Linked DNA regions of Homo sapiens: region 2 is linked to region 1. Evidence: chromatin contacts called from ENCODE Hi-C or POLR2A ChIA-PET data. All regions are on one chromosome and are shown on one strand. Each heading gives the region's core, a stretch centred on a gene start or an enhancer-like site at or near the end of the contact. The rest is flanking DNA. Distances are from core to core; before and after follow the strand shown. Region 1 has its middle 33 kb from the start of NDUFV2. Region 2 overlaps RAB31 (RAB31, member RAS oncogene family).

Region 1 (6,595 bases), core at 2,595-5,094:
GACTTGTCTGAGGTGCTCTGAGTACTGAATGATGGAACATTCATGTGTACCTAAACAGTCTGACCATGCAGCCATGCTCCAGCCACAGTGCAACGTGCAACACTGGTCGGGGGAGCTAACAAGGAGTTAACAAGGCAGTGAGTAACACTGCAGCTGTTACAAGAACCACTAGAAATCGTGGATTTGCAGAATATCAACAATATTTTGTCCTTGTCTTGAAGGAAAGGTACTAGGGCTAGGATTACTTTTTTTTTTTTTTTTTTTGAGACAAGGTATCGCTCTATCTCCCAAGCTCACTGGCTCACTGCAGCCTTGAACTCCTGGGCTCAAGCAACCCTCCCGCCTCGGCCTCCCTAAGTGTTGGGATTATGAGCATAAGCCATGGCGCCTGGCCTACGGTTACTTTTAGAATGTCTTCTTTCAGGATTCTCTAGGTTTTACTCTAGGATTTGGCTGGAATAGAATGCTGGTAAAGCTACCTAAGGTTTAGGCCCCCAGGTGATTCCCGGTAGTGAGATTCTTAGCAACTTTCAGAACCCACATCCGTGCTTGCTCCCTTTTTACTACATCAGCCGCTGACTCAGGACCAAGCTTTATTTGGTCTCAGCAGCCACCTGAGAACAGCAGTTGCTCAGAATTCTGCCCTGGTTGCTGGGGTTTCTACCTAAGGCCCTACCCTGTCTGGTCCCAAAGGTTCCTCTTCTTGGATTCAAGCTAACCTTGGCCTGCATTGATTTGGATGTTACCTTTTCCCTATACCAGCTCCACCCTGGAAGTTTCTTTGGCTCAGACTCCTAGAAAACCAGAAGCTGCCCTTGCCTTTGCCTTCTGTCCTTCTCAGTTTGTCCAAAATATTCCTCACCAAGCCATATAGGCTGGCTTGACCTTAAATGAATTTCAGCCCCTCTTCACTATGCTGTTCAGTTGGCACCTGGCCTGTTCTCAGTGGGGCCTGGTGACCGCGATGGCAGGTGCCTCTCTTGGGGAACCCAACCGCCTTTCATGGGATCTTCCAACCCAACTGTTACTTCCTATTTGAAAGCTTTAGACCCAAGTAGGTCCACTACAAACTCTGTTTCCAGCCAGGGGGACTTTTCTAATTCTCAGTTCATTTGCACAACAGAAATGACACCAAACCCAGTGGGTGTTCATGTCCCTCCCAGATCAGGTGACCAGCTCTGCAACCCCACTCTCTTCCCCTGGTTCTTTCTGATGATTCACCTATGAGTTACACACCTTCCCCTGTGCTAGGGCTGTCCTCTAGCCTAGACCCTACCGAGATATTCTGACAGTGTTGAGCCGTGCTTTTCACATTTCAGTCTTTCATTTATAGTGGTCACAATTTTTGTCATAGATAAATAAGTATCATCCGTACTATTAGTTATTTAATGTATTTTTCTTTAAATCACTTAGTTTTTAACTTTAAACCCAATATTCTTCAGTGTTGCCCTAAATAATATTACCTTCAAGATCAGTGGTTGGATATGCTAGTTATATATTTACTTTTTTTTTTATTTTTTGTTTAGTTTTTTATTTTATTTGAATCATCCACCTCAAAATGTCACTAGTTATATATTTTCTTTTCTTTCTTTCTTTCCTTTTTTTTTTTTTTTTTTTGAGACAGAGTCTCACTCTGTTGCCTAGGCTGGAGTGCAAACCTCCGCCTCCTGGGTTCAAGTGATTCTTGTGCCTCAGTCTCCCAAGTAGCTGGGATTACAGGCGTGCACCACCACACATGGATAATTTTTGTATTTTTGGTAGAGACGAGGTTTCACCATGTTGGCCAGGCTGGTCTTGGAACTCCAGACCTCAGGTGATCTGCCCACCTTGGCCTCCCAAAGTGCTGGGATTACAGGTGTGAGCCACCTTACCCGGCCTAGTTATATATTTTCAAACACACATTAACTAAACAAATAATTATAAGCACTGAGTCCATCAATGTCAATATGACACAGCTTTTTTTCCAGGAAACACTCGCCCAGGAAAATAAGACTGTAAGCCAATATGTAACTTGGCAATTTGCTTCAGAAAATTCCTGCAAATCAATGTATTTGGGCAGGCAGTTTGCTTACCTGGGCAAAGAGCTCGTTTATTAGACAAGTTTACTCCTAAGGACCTTTGCCTCACATGCCTTCCAATCCTGAACGATTATGTCAGAAACTGAGCCCAACCCAACCCCAATCTGTTCTCATGGTTTTGCCGCCTTGCCCAGACCGGTCTCAAACTCCTCAACTCAAGCAATCCACCTGCCTCGGCCTCCCAAAGTGCTGGGATTACAGGTGTGAGCCACCACGCATGACCTGACATTTTATTTCTTTTTTAAATTTATTTTATTTTCATCTTTTTTCATTTTTTGTTCTGAAATTTCATATGTTCAACTGTTTACCACCTAAAATCATCTCATCCATTAGGAGTGGTAGGCACAGCAGCCTTTGATGAAACATTTCCCCTAAAAACACAATAAGAAAGTTCCTCTTCCAGCTCTCCACTGTCTCTCCCACGCCTTGCCTTTCTCCTCCAGTCTCTTATGTCCCTCCTCCTCCCACACCTTTACCATCAATGCCTTTTGCACCTGAGGTCTGCCTGCCTTCTATGACTCAGAAGGACATAAACTAAGGGAGAAGGTGATTTCCAGCAGATGAGCAGACAGTATTCCAGTGAGACTCATAAAGTGGTAAGCAACCTCTGTGCTTTGAAAACATTGTTAACTTAAAATGGAATACTAGACCATCATGGAGCTCATCGTGACACTGGCCACTGTGAAGCCAAATTTCAAGTACGGAAAGTCACCCAATACAGTGCAATGTCACTGCAATTTACACGATGTGATATGAGAGTCTGTACCAAGAAGGCTCCTCTGCCCCAAATTTCTTGCCTTTCATCCATTTGCCCCACAACTCACGGGTGTTAAAGGGCATAACATTTTAACTATAACTTAAGGGAAACTAACTTTTTTTGTTTTGTTTTGTTTTGTTTTGAGATGGAGTTTTGTTCTTGTTGCCCAGGCTGGAGTACGGTGGCACTATCTCAGCCCACTGCAACCTCCGCCTCCCGGGTTCAAGCTATTATCCTGATTCAGCCTCCTGAGTAGCTGAGATTACAGGCGTGTGCCACCACACCTGGCTATTTTTTGTATTTTTAGTAGAGACAGGGTTTCACCATGTTAGCTAGGTTGGTCCCAAACTCCTGACCTCAGGAGATCTACCCACCTCAGCCTCCCAAAGTGCTGGGATTACAGGCGTGAGCCACCACACCCGGCCAACTTCAACTTTTTAACTTTAACTTGAGCACCACTTTTCTGGTCCTTCGAAGGCAAAAAAATCTGAGGAGATATGAGTATAGCAACCTTTGGGACCGGCACGGTGACTTGTGCCTATAATCCTAGCGCTTTGTGAGGCCGAGGCGGAGGGATGGCTTGAGGCAGGAGTTCGAGGCTGTAGTGAACTATGATCACACCACAGCACTCTAGCCTGAGGGACAGAGCAAGACCTTCCCTAAAAAAAATAAATAAAATAATTTAAAAATTTTTTAAACTCAACCATTGGTATTTATGGATCACTTATAGTAGGTAGGATGTTTTCAAGGTCTCCACTACAGTGCCTGTGTGCTTTGATTCTTAAAGAACGCTGTGAATGGTAGGTATTATTTTCCAGTTTACAAATGAATTAACCCAGGCTTCAAAAGGTTTGATGATTTGCCTGAGGCCACACAGCTGGTAAGGGGCAGGCCATGGTTGCCTCACCAAGTCCCTGCCCCTAATGTTACTGGAAGTGGATCCATAACATAAAAACAGCCTCTGGTGTTTCTGTAGCCCTCGTTGGTCTTATAGACTGCTCGTTCATTTTCTCATTTCCTCACGGGACACCCCCTTGAGGAGGCAAGCTGGGGGTATTTTTAGCAATGGTTTGTCAGTTCCACTTCCTCTGGGATAAGCTGCAGCAGGTGGGCGAAGGAAGGAGGAAGCAGAGAGGGACGACTGAGGAGAGAGACCGCGTGGAAGGGAAGGCCGTCACTCCTCTCCAGGCCCGTCCCACTCACGCAGAACACTGTCCTGATATTTGGGCAGCAGGAGGGTGCCCTGCTTCGAGAAGGAAAATTACCAGGGACCCGTGTGCTCTGTGAAATATGTAAGGCTCTACACAAGGAAGGAAAGCAGTTCCACTGAGATTGGTAATAAATAACATAGTTGTAAACAGAGTAAGAGAATAGAGTTAAGGGTCTCGCCAGACTGCCCCAAAAACAAAAAAAGTCCTTGTTGGGGTTCAGGCTCAGCTGTAGGCTTTAAATTGTTTAGGGATATTTACAGTTCTAAGATATAGAAATCTAGGGCAATGAAGGCTCCTGCAACTATTTAAATGGTATCTGTGAATTAGTGATTTATATTATTTCTTTCTGTTTGTTTTTTTTTGAGACAGGATCTCACTCTGTGGCCCAGGCCGGAGTGCAGTGGTGCAATCATCAGTCACTGCAGCCTTGACGTCCCACCTCAGCCTCCTGAGTAGCTGGGACTACAGGCGTGAGCCACTGTGCCCGGCTAATTTTTATTTTTTGTAGAGACAGCGTCTCCCTATGTTGTGCAGGCTGGTGTCAAACTCCTGGGCTCAAGTGATTCTCCCACCTCAGCCTCCCAAAGTGCTGAGATGACAGGCATGAGCCGTGGCACCTGGCAACTCGTGCTATTTCTAATAGCTACTTATGTTGAGCACCTACCATGAGGTGGGCACATCACCTATTGGCTTCTCATTTTCAGATTAGGATGCTGAAGCTCAGCTAGCAAGTTTCTGCATTGAAATTCAAAACTAGGATTGTCTTGCTTGAATGGCTTTGCGTCATCATGATGGAACTTCCAGAGATCAGTCATATGTTACCCCAGCATCAAAGAGAAAAGAATAGACTGGACTGGCGAGCATAGAGTTCCCATTTATGTGCCTCAAATTCCATCCCATTTACTACCTTGGGCATTTTAACAGCCTTTTAAAGAAATATGGGCAGGCGCGGTGGCTCACACCTGTAATCCCAGCACTTTGGGAGGCCACGGTGGGTGGATCACCTGAGGTCGGGAGTTCAAGTCCAGCCTGACCAACATGGAGAAACCCCGTCTCTACTAAAAATACAAAAATTAGCCAGGTGTGGTTATGCATGCCTGTAATCCCAGCTACTCAGGAGGCTGAGGCAGGAGAATTGCTTGAACCTGGGAGGCGGAGGTTGCAGTGAGCTGAGATCACACCATTGCACTCCAGCCTGGGCAACAAGAGCAAAACTCCATCTCAAAAAAAAAAAAGAAAGGAAAGAAATATTTAGAAACTGGCCAGGCATGGTGGCTCGCTGTAATCCCAGCACTTTGGGAGGCCGAGGCGGGTGGATCACCCGAGGTCAGGAGTTCGAGACCAGCCTGACCAACACTCAAAATACAAAAATTAGCCAGGCGTGGTGGCGGGCACCTGTAGTCCCAGCTACTCAGGAGGTTGAGGCAGGAGAATCACTTAAACCTGGGAGGCAGAAGCTTCAGTGAACTGAGATAGTGCCACTGCACTCCAGCCTGGGTGAGAGAGCAGTACTCTGTCTCAAAAAAAAAAAAAAAAAAGGAAATATATATATATGATATATTCTATATCTAGAATATATATATAGAATATATCATTCTATATATAAAAACCTGTTTATATACAAGAAAACCTAATTCATTTGAAATACAAGGAGGATTTTAGCTTTAGTTTGATTTTTTAGAACAATAGAACAGAAGCTTCTAAACATTTTTGAACTTGACCTACAGAAAGAAAAGCCCTTTACATCATGCCTCAGTATACACAAATACACATGTGTGCAACAGAAGTTTCACAGAGCAACACTTACTCTACCTGTGAGAAGCACTCTGACATTTTGTTCTATTTTATTTTATTTTATTTATTTTTGAGACGGAGTCTCACTCTGTCACCCAGCTGGAGTGCAGTGGTGCAATCTTGTCTCACTGCAGCCTCCGCCTCCTAGGTTCAAGTGATCCTCCCACCTCAACCTCCCTAGTAGCTGAATTACAGACATGCACTACCACACCCAGCTAATTTTTGTATTTTTAGTAGAGACAGGGTTTCAGCAAGTTGGCCAGGTTGGTCTCGAACTGCTGATTTCAAGTGATCCACCCACCTTAGCCTCTCAAAGTGCTGGGATTACAGGCATGAGCCACCATGCCCAGCCCCTTCTGACATTTTAGATTCTAGTCTAATCTTTCTCTTTTTTTATTTTTGTTCATAGTCTTCCTTAATTATCTTTAAAAAAAAAAAAGTGGTAAAAACGTAACATGAGCTCCATCCTCTTCACAGGTTAAGTGTACAATACAATGTTGTAAACTATAGGCACAATGTTGCACAGCAGATCTCTAGAACTTATTCATCTTTAATAACTGAAATTGTATCCCCTTGAACAACTCCCCATTCCCCCTTCCCCAGCCTTCCCCAGTAGCAATCACCATTGTACTCCTGGCTTCCATGAGTTTGACTATTTTAGATATCTCCGGTAAGTGGGACCATACAGTGGAAAACAGTAAAGAGGTTCTTCAAATCATTTTTTATTTAATTAATTAATTAATTTATTTGTTGAG
Region 2 (6,595 bases), core at 2,197-4,696, 700 kb after region 1:
TGCTGCAATAAACATACGTGTGCATGTGTCTTTATAGTAGAATGATTTATAATCCTTTGTGTATATAACCAGTCATGGGATTGCTGGATCAAATGGTATTTCTGGCTCTAGATCCTTGAGGAATTGCCACACTGTCTTCCACAATGTTTGAACTTACACTCCCACCAACAGTGTAAAAGCATTCCTATTTCTCCACATCCTCTTCAGCATCTGTTGTTTCCTGACTTTTTAATGATCACCATTCTAACTGGTGTGAGATGGCATTTCATTGTGGTTTTGATTTGCATTTCTCTAATGACCAGTGACAATGAACTTTTTTCCATATGTTTTTTGGCCACAAAAATGTCTTTTTTTGAGAAGTGTCTGTTCATATCCTTTGCCCACTTTTTGATGGGGTTTTTTTTTCTTGTACGTTTGTTTAAGTTCTTTGTAGATTCTGGATATTAGCCCTTTGTCAGATGGATAGATTGCAAAATTTTTCTCCCATTCTGTAAGTTGCCTGTTCACTCTGATGATAGTTTCTTTTGCTGTGCAGAAGCTCTTTAGTTTAATTAGCTCTCATTTGTCAACTTTGGCTTTTGTTGCCATCGCTTTTGGTATTTTAGTCATGAAGTCTTTGCCCATGCCTATGTCCTGAATGGTATTGCCTAGGTTTCTTCTAGGGTTTTGGGGTTTTAGGTCTTAGGTTTAAATCTTTAATCCATCTTGAGTTAACTTTTGTATAAGGTGTAAGGAAGGGGTCCAGTTTCAGTTTTCTGGATATGGCTAGCCAGTTTTCCCAACACCATTTATTAAATAGGGAATCCTTTCCCCATTGCTTGTTTTTCAAAGGTTTTTCAAAGATCAGATGTTTGTAGATGTATGGCATTATTTCTGGGGCCTCTGTTCTGTTCCATTGGTCTATATATCTGTTTTCATACCAGTACCATGCTGTTTTGGTTACTGTAGACTTGTAGTATAGTTTGAAGTCAGGTAGCGTGATGCCTCCAGCTTTGTTCCTTTTGCTTAGGATTGTCTTGGCTATACGGGCTCTTTTTTTGTTCCATATGAAATTCAAAGTAATTTTTTCTAATTCTGTGAAGAAAGTCATTGGTAGCTTGATGGGGATAGCATTGAATCTATAAATTACTTTGGGCAGTATGACCATTTTCACGATATTGATTCTTCCTATCCATGAGCATGGAATGTTCTTCCATTTGTATGTGTCCTCTCTTATTTCGTTGAGTGGTGGTTTGTAGTTCTCTTTGAAGAGGTCCTTCACATCCCTTGTAAGTTGTATTTCTAGGCATTTTATTCTCTTTGCAGCAATTGTGAATGGGAGTTCATTCATGATTTGGCTCTCTATTATTGGTGTATAAAAATGCTTGTGATTTTTGCACATTGATTTTGTATCCTGAGACTTTGCTGAAGTTGCTTATCAGCTTAAGGAGATTTTTGAGCTGAGACAATGGGGTTTTCTAAATATGCAATCATGTCATCTGCAAACAGAGACAATTTGACTTCTTCTTTTCCTATTTGAATACCCTTTTTTTCTTTCTCTTGCCTGGTTGCCCTGGCTAGAATTTCCAATACTATGCTGAATAGGAGTGGTGAGAGAGGGCATCCTTGTGCCGGTTTTCAAAGGGAATGCTTCCAGCTTTTGCCCATTCAGTGTGATACTGGCTGTGGGTTTGTCATAAGTAGCTCTTATTATTTTGAGATACATTCCATCAATACCTAGTTTATTGAGAGTTTTTAGCATGAAGTCGTGTTGAATTTTATCAAAGGCCTTTTCTGCATCTATTGAGATAATCATGTCATGTAGTTTTTGTGATTGGTTTTGTTTATGTGATGGATTACGATTATTGATTTGCATATGTTGAACCAGCCTTGCGTCCCGGGGATAAAGCCAACTTGATTGTGGTGGATAAGCTTTTTGACATGCTGCTGGATTCAGTTTGCCAGTATTTTATTGAGGATTTTTGCGTTGGTGTTCATCAGGGATATGGGCCTGAAATTTTCTTTTTTTGTTGTGTCTCTGCCAGGTTTTGGTATCAGGATGATGCTGGCCTCATAAAATGAGTTAGGGAGGAGTCCCTCTTTTCTATTGTTTGGAATAGTTTCAAAAGGAATGTTAGCAGCTCCTCCTTGTAGTGGGAGGTATCATTCTTAATCTGGAGGGATAGGAAGCTTGAAGGCCGTTGCAGGAGTCCAGGAATGAATCAAGTGTTAGTGCTTGGTTTTCACAGATTGGTGGTGCCTAGCGTTTTGTGTGGCAGCAGCCAAAACTTTGTGGTTCCTGATTTCATAATTATAGATTTACATGTGATTAATAAGTGTGACAATTCAAACAGCAGGGGTTGTCATTTCAGAATAAGTGGTTGTTCTCAGAGAGGAATCTCATATGAGGGATCCATTTCCCAGGAAGTAGATGGAACCAATTGCTGGGCATGAGTACGTCTCTGATATCGACTATACAAATGATTATACAATGAAACACTATCTGGCCCACAGGTAGGGTTTTACTGTACTTTATTTCAGGTTCTGGAGTCAGAATCGGGTTTATTCTAATGTCTCCCCGGCAGTCAATAATTTGAGCCCCTTTCATTACTGTTAAGGCTGCAGCGGCTATCTTCAGAGCCTGTCAGGCTATGAGTAACTTGAGCTATGCAACGTGAAACCAGAAAGCACTAGTAAAGTACTTGTGAGTTCTAGAAATTTGACTTTTTTTTTTTTTTTTTTTGAGAAATTTAGGCCAGTGTGGTGACTCAAGCCTATAACCCCAGCACTTTGGGAGGCTGAGGCCGGAGGATCATTTGAGCCTGGGAGTTTGCGTTAGCCTGCCCCACATAGCAAGACCTTGTCTCTGCAAAAAAACCCCTAACATTTAAAAATAGCAGGGTGTGGCGGTGCACACCTGTAGTCTCGGCTACTGGAGAGGCTGAAGCGAGAGGATCACTTGAGCTCAGGAGTTCGAGGCTGCAGTGAGCTATGATTGCACCACTGCATTCCAGCCTGGGTGACAGAGCAAGACCCTCTCTCTTAAAAAAATAAAGGAAAAATGTACACTTAGCAGGGAAGTTGATTTAACCTAGTGAGAGCCTTAAGAGGTTTTGACTAGGACTCAAAAGAGTTTGGTTCTGACTCTACCAACCAGCTATGTGACCTTGAGGAAGTCACACTGTTTCCTCTTTACCAAAACGAGGGGACTGGACAAGACGGCCTGTGGTATTCTCAGAATCTTACGAAATGGAATAATATATACATAGATGGGTTTCCGTCAGTGTGGCCCTAAAGACAGGCCTCTCTGATCCTGTCTCTCTCTTCCAAGGCTCCTTCTTCACCCAGTAGGCTTCATTCTCTTTTCTGAGTCCTACCTCTGTGTCTTCACATGCGACAGCCACTATTACCCTGGCACTTTCCTTGTGTGTGTGTCACAGCCCTAGCGAGTTTCCTGCGGGGAAGGGCATTCCCAGCGCGGAGTGACTCCTTAGCCTGGCTCCTGGCCTGTCCTCAGCAAACCGCGGGTAGGGTGTGCCCCTGGTGGCCAGCCGAGGAACAGCAGTCGCCCCTGGAGGTCGGGAACTGCATCCACTTGAGCGGTCCCAAGCCACGGGTCAGAGAGGATTCGATGGTGGTGTTCTTTGCAGAAATGTTTCCCTTTCTGAGACAAACTAAAACTTTGTCTATCCTTTCGTCCTGTTATTTCTTTCCTATCAAGTGTGTAAGAATGTACATTTGACAGTGCATTCTAAAAGAGGTGAGAGTTAAAATGTTTCAAAATAAAGAGACAGTGACTTTGTTGTTTGAAAAATCAGTGCTTATATCTAAATTTGAGCAGACTTGCTGCTGTAACTCTTCAGACAAGTTGGCGTTGACGCTTGAGCCCTTTGTAGAGGATGATGAGTAAAGCTGAACATTGAGCATTGTCAAGTGACTTCTTCCCTTTTCCGCCTTCAAGGGCGTTTTGGGGCTGGCCTTGCAGGATTGATTTGTTGGCTGCTTTGAGACTTGTGTCCATTGTTTTGAGCACATCCCTTGGGAGAGTAAATGATAGATTCCAAAGGGGTGCTTTTCAGACCAGCGCCCCCACCGAGAAGATGCACCCTCAGCCCTGTGCCCCAGGGGCACGTGAGGGAACTGAGCAAGCACCTGCAGCCTAAGGAGGAAGGCCCCGGGGCACACAGAAACCAGGCGAGGTTTGTCACTGGGTGATAGGGTAAGCCTGGGTATCAAGGAATGAAAAAAAGGAGCAAATCGAGGAGTTGTCTCCTGAGCTCAGAGGGGCCACAGGTGGGGCAGCCCCATCACCACTGTGTGCTGGTCCTCCTGCCGTGTGCCTGGCCCTGCTTAAGAACTCCTGGAGGCCAGGGAGGGTGGAATGGTATCTCCCCGCCAATGGGGTCTAGCCTGCTGTTGGCATGGGAAAGGGAGGGTTTGGGGAATGCCTGTTGGGCGAGTGAAGAATGAGTGAATGAACGATTGAATGGAATAGCCCTGAGAAGGAGAATTCCTAAACTGTGATGGAGAAAGGTAGAAATGAGCGTGGTCGGTGTTGGGGAGAGGTCCCCACCCTGCCTCCTTGGCAGTTTGTAGGAATCAGCTGGCCTCATGAAAGTGTGCTGCCTGCTGTAAGGGGCAATTTCCTAATCTTCAAGGGCAGGGCAGGGCAGGCTGTCACAGTTCCTCAGTGTCCAGTTTCTTGGGGGCTACGTGGGCTACAGTCTGGCAAGGATTTGCTCCTCCACAGGGGGTCTTAAGAACAACTGAGATGAAAAGAGTTGTGGTTTGGGGGACTGCGAGGGAACATGAGCCAGAATCCATACTTGAGGTGCAGCTCAGAAATAGCAGCGGCATCAATTGGCATCTCAGGAGCTGATGTTTTGATTCTGCCGTCACCTCTTTGAACTCTGTGCATCGATTTGCACGATGCAGATAAACAGCAGCTTTGGTGCTGTGTTTGTTAGGGCTCAGGGTCAGTGCAGGCTGCTCTCCTTGGGAGGCGAGACCTTCTGGAGAGGGGTTTTCTGATGAGTATTAAAAGCCAAGTCCCCTGTTGCCCCAGGTTTGCTGGAATTGTCCCCCAAACACAGGGCTGAGAAGGAGTAAAAATAATTCAGATTGCCAACTGGTATTTCAAATCCCACTTCATATTTCAGTGTCTGAAGAAAACCACATTTCTCTGAATTTCAACATTTCATCCTTGATCTTTTGGCTTTCAAATTTATACCTTTAATGTAAGAGAACTGAATCAGCTATTTTTTCATTCTCTCGATAAATCACTTGTTCCCGTTTTGTGTATAGTTTTCAGAACGCCTCCACGATCCTTCCAGTAGGAACATGTTGGCAACGGCGATCGGTGTTGATAAAGCCTTGGGTCCTGTGTCCTCTGCCCTTCCTGCCTGTCTCAGAACAGCAGCCATTAACAATTGAGGGCAGATGCTTTTTTCTACTTTCTTCTACTTTTGGGGCAACTTCCTGACTTTATTTTCTAACTCCTCCATGAAATTTTAATTTCTGCCATCATATTTTTAATATATATATTTTTTGAGACAGAATCTCACTCTGTCACCCAGGCTGAGTGCAGTGGCACAATCATAGCTCACTGCACCCTTGAATTCCCGGGCTCAAGCCATCTTCCTGCCTCAGCCTCCCAAGTAGCTGGGACTACAGGCCCATGTCGCCACACCCGGCTAATTTTTACATTTTTTTGTAGAGTCAGGGGTCTTGCTATGTTGCCCAGGCTGGCCTTGAACTCCTGGCCTCAAGTGTTCATCCTGCTTTGGCCTCCCAAAGTGCTAGGATTACTGGTGTGAGCCACTACACCTAGCCATATTTTAAATTTCTAAGAGGTTGGTTGTATTCTCAACGATCTTTTAAAATAACATCCTGCTGTTTTGTGTGTGTGTGTGTGTGGAGGGGAGCATATAAATGTCAGGTATTTCTTAGTGAGTGATTATATTGAAAAAGTTAAAAATGTAAGTTGAAAGCTCTGTTTGTATTGGGGCTTGTCAACTGCTGCACACATGGCCTTTGGTTAGGGGATCCCAAATATCGGGAACTCTAGAGCTTTTTTTCTCCTACCTAAAGGGGAGCCTTCACTGCTTCTGTGTGGGCTTATCCAGCTTAGGGTGAACAGCACCTGGCCCCTCCCTTACCTGTGCCTGATGTCCCCAAGCCCAGCTCCGTCCGATGCAGGCTTCCTGGAGAGTAAAGCTCTGACCCTGGTTATGTGGCCTGGGGCTCCAAGGGTATGTTGTTGTGTGGCCTTTCAACTGATCTGTTTTCAGCCCTCCATTGCTTGATGTTTCCTGAGGTTCTGCGGCATGAATTGACTTGCTTCTTTATTGGCTTCTCTCCCTGCCAGCAGTTTGGTTTCAGCTTCTTCATTCTCAGGGACCGCTTGTCCTCCTGGATTTTGTTGATATCACTTGTCTGGTGTTGTCTCTTCTCCTATCTCTTTGACTTTGTGAATTTGTGTCTTTTATTTCTTAAACCACTTTACAAGGGCTTTGGAAGGGAGTGGATATAAATGCGTGCATTGAATTTCCAGTGTGTAATTGGACCCTCGTCATAATCAGCTTTAAAGAATTATTTAAGAGAGAAAGAACTGAGA

What was found. Hi-C counts contacts between places; a loop is a spot of excess contacts on that map. ChIA-PET counts read pairs that join two places held with the same protein, here RNA polymerase II (POLR2A). Pooled maps may share reads with other maps.
Region 2: a pooled map shows a loop between it and region 1 (5-fold over the local background). The contact joins two enhancer-like sites. A Hi-C loop is called at or near these places in 1 of 37 single-sample maps with no recorded cell type and 7 of 50 pooled maps. POLR2A ChIA-PET finds 5 or more read pairs at or near these places in 1 of 52 experiments (endothelial cell of umbilical vein).

The regions. Positions count from the first base shown.
Region 1 is chr18:9,065,972-9,072,566 of GRCh38, forward strand. No RefSeq gene overlaps it. Among named protein-coding and RNA genes, the nearest start is that of NDUFV2, 33 kb to the right of the region's middle. RefSeq lists an enhancer at 681-900. Within about 2 kb of position 3,845, at least 3 of the 41 ENCODE cell types and tissues checked have a DNase peak (open chromatin) inside an H3K27ac peak, as active enhancers do.
Region 2 is chr18:9,768,150-9,774,744 of GRCh38, forward strand. The region is part of intron 1 of RAB31 (RAB31, member RAS oncogene family); the gene reads left to right. Among named protein-coding and RNA genes, the nearest start is that of RAB31, 63 kb to the left of the region's middle. RefSeq lists an enhancer at 3,216-3,265. Within about 2 kb of position 3,447, at least 19 of the 41 ENCODE cell types and tissues checked have a DNase peak (open chromatin) inside an H3K27ac peak, as active enhancers do.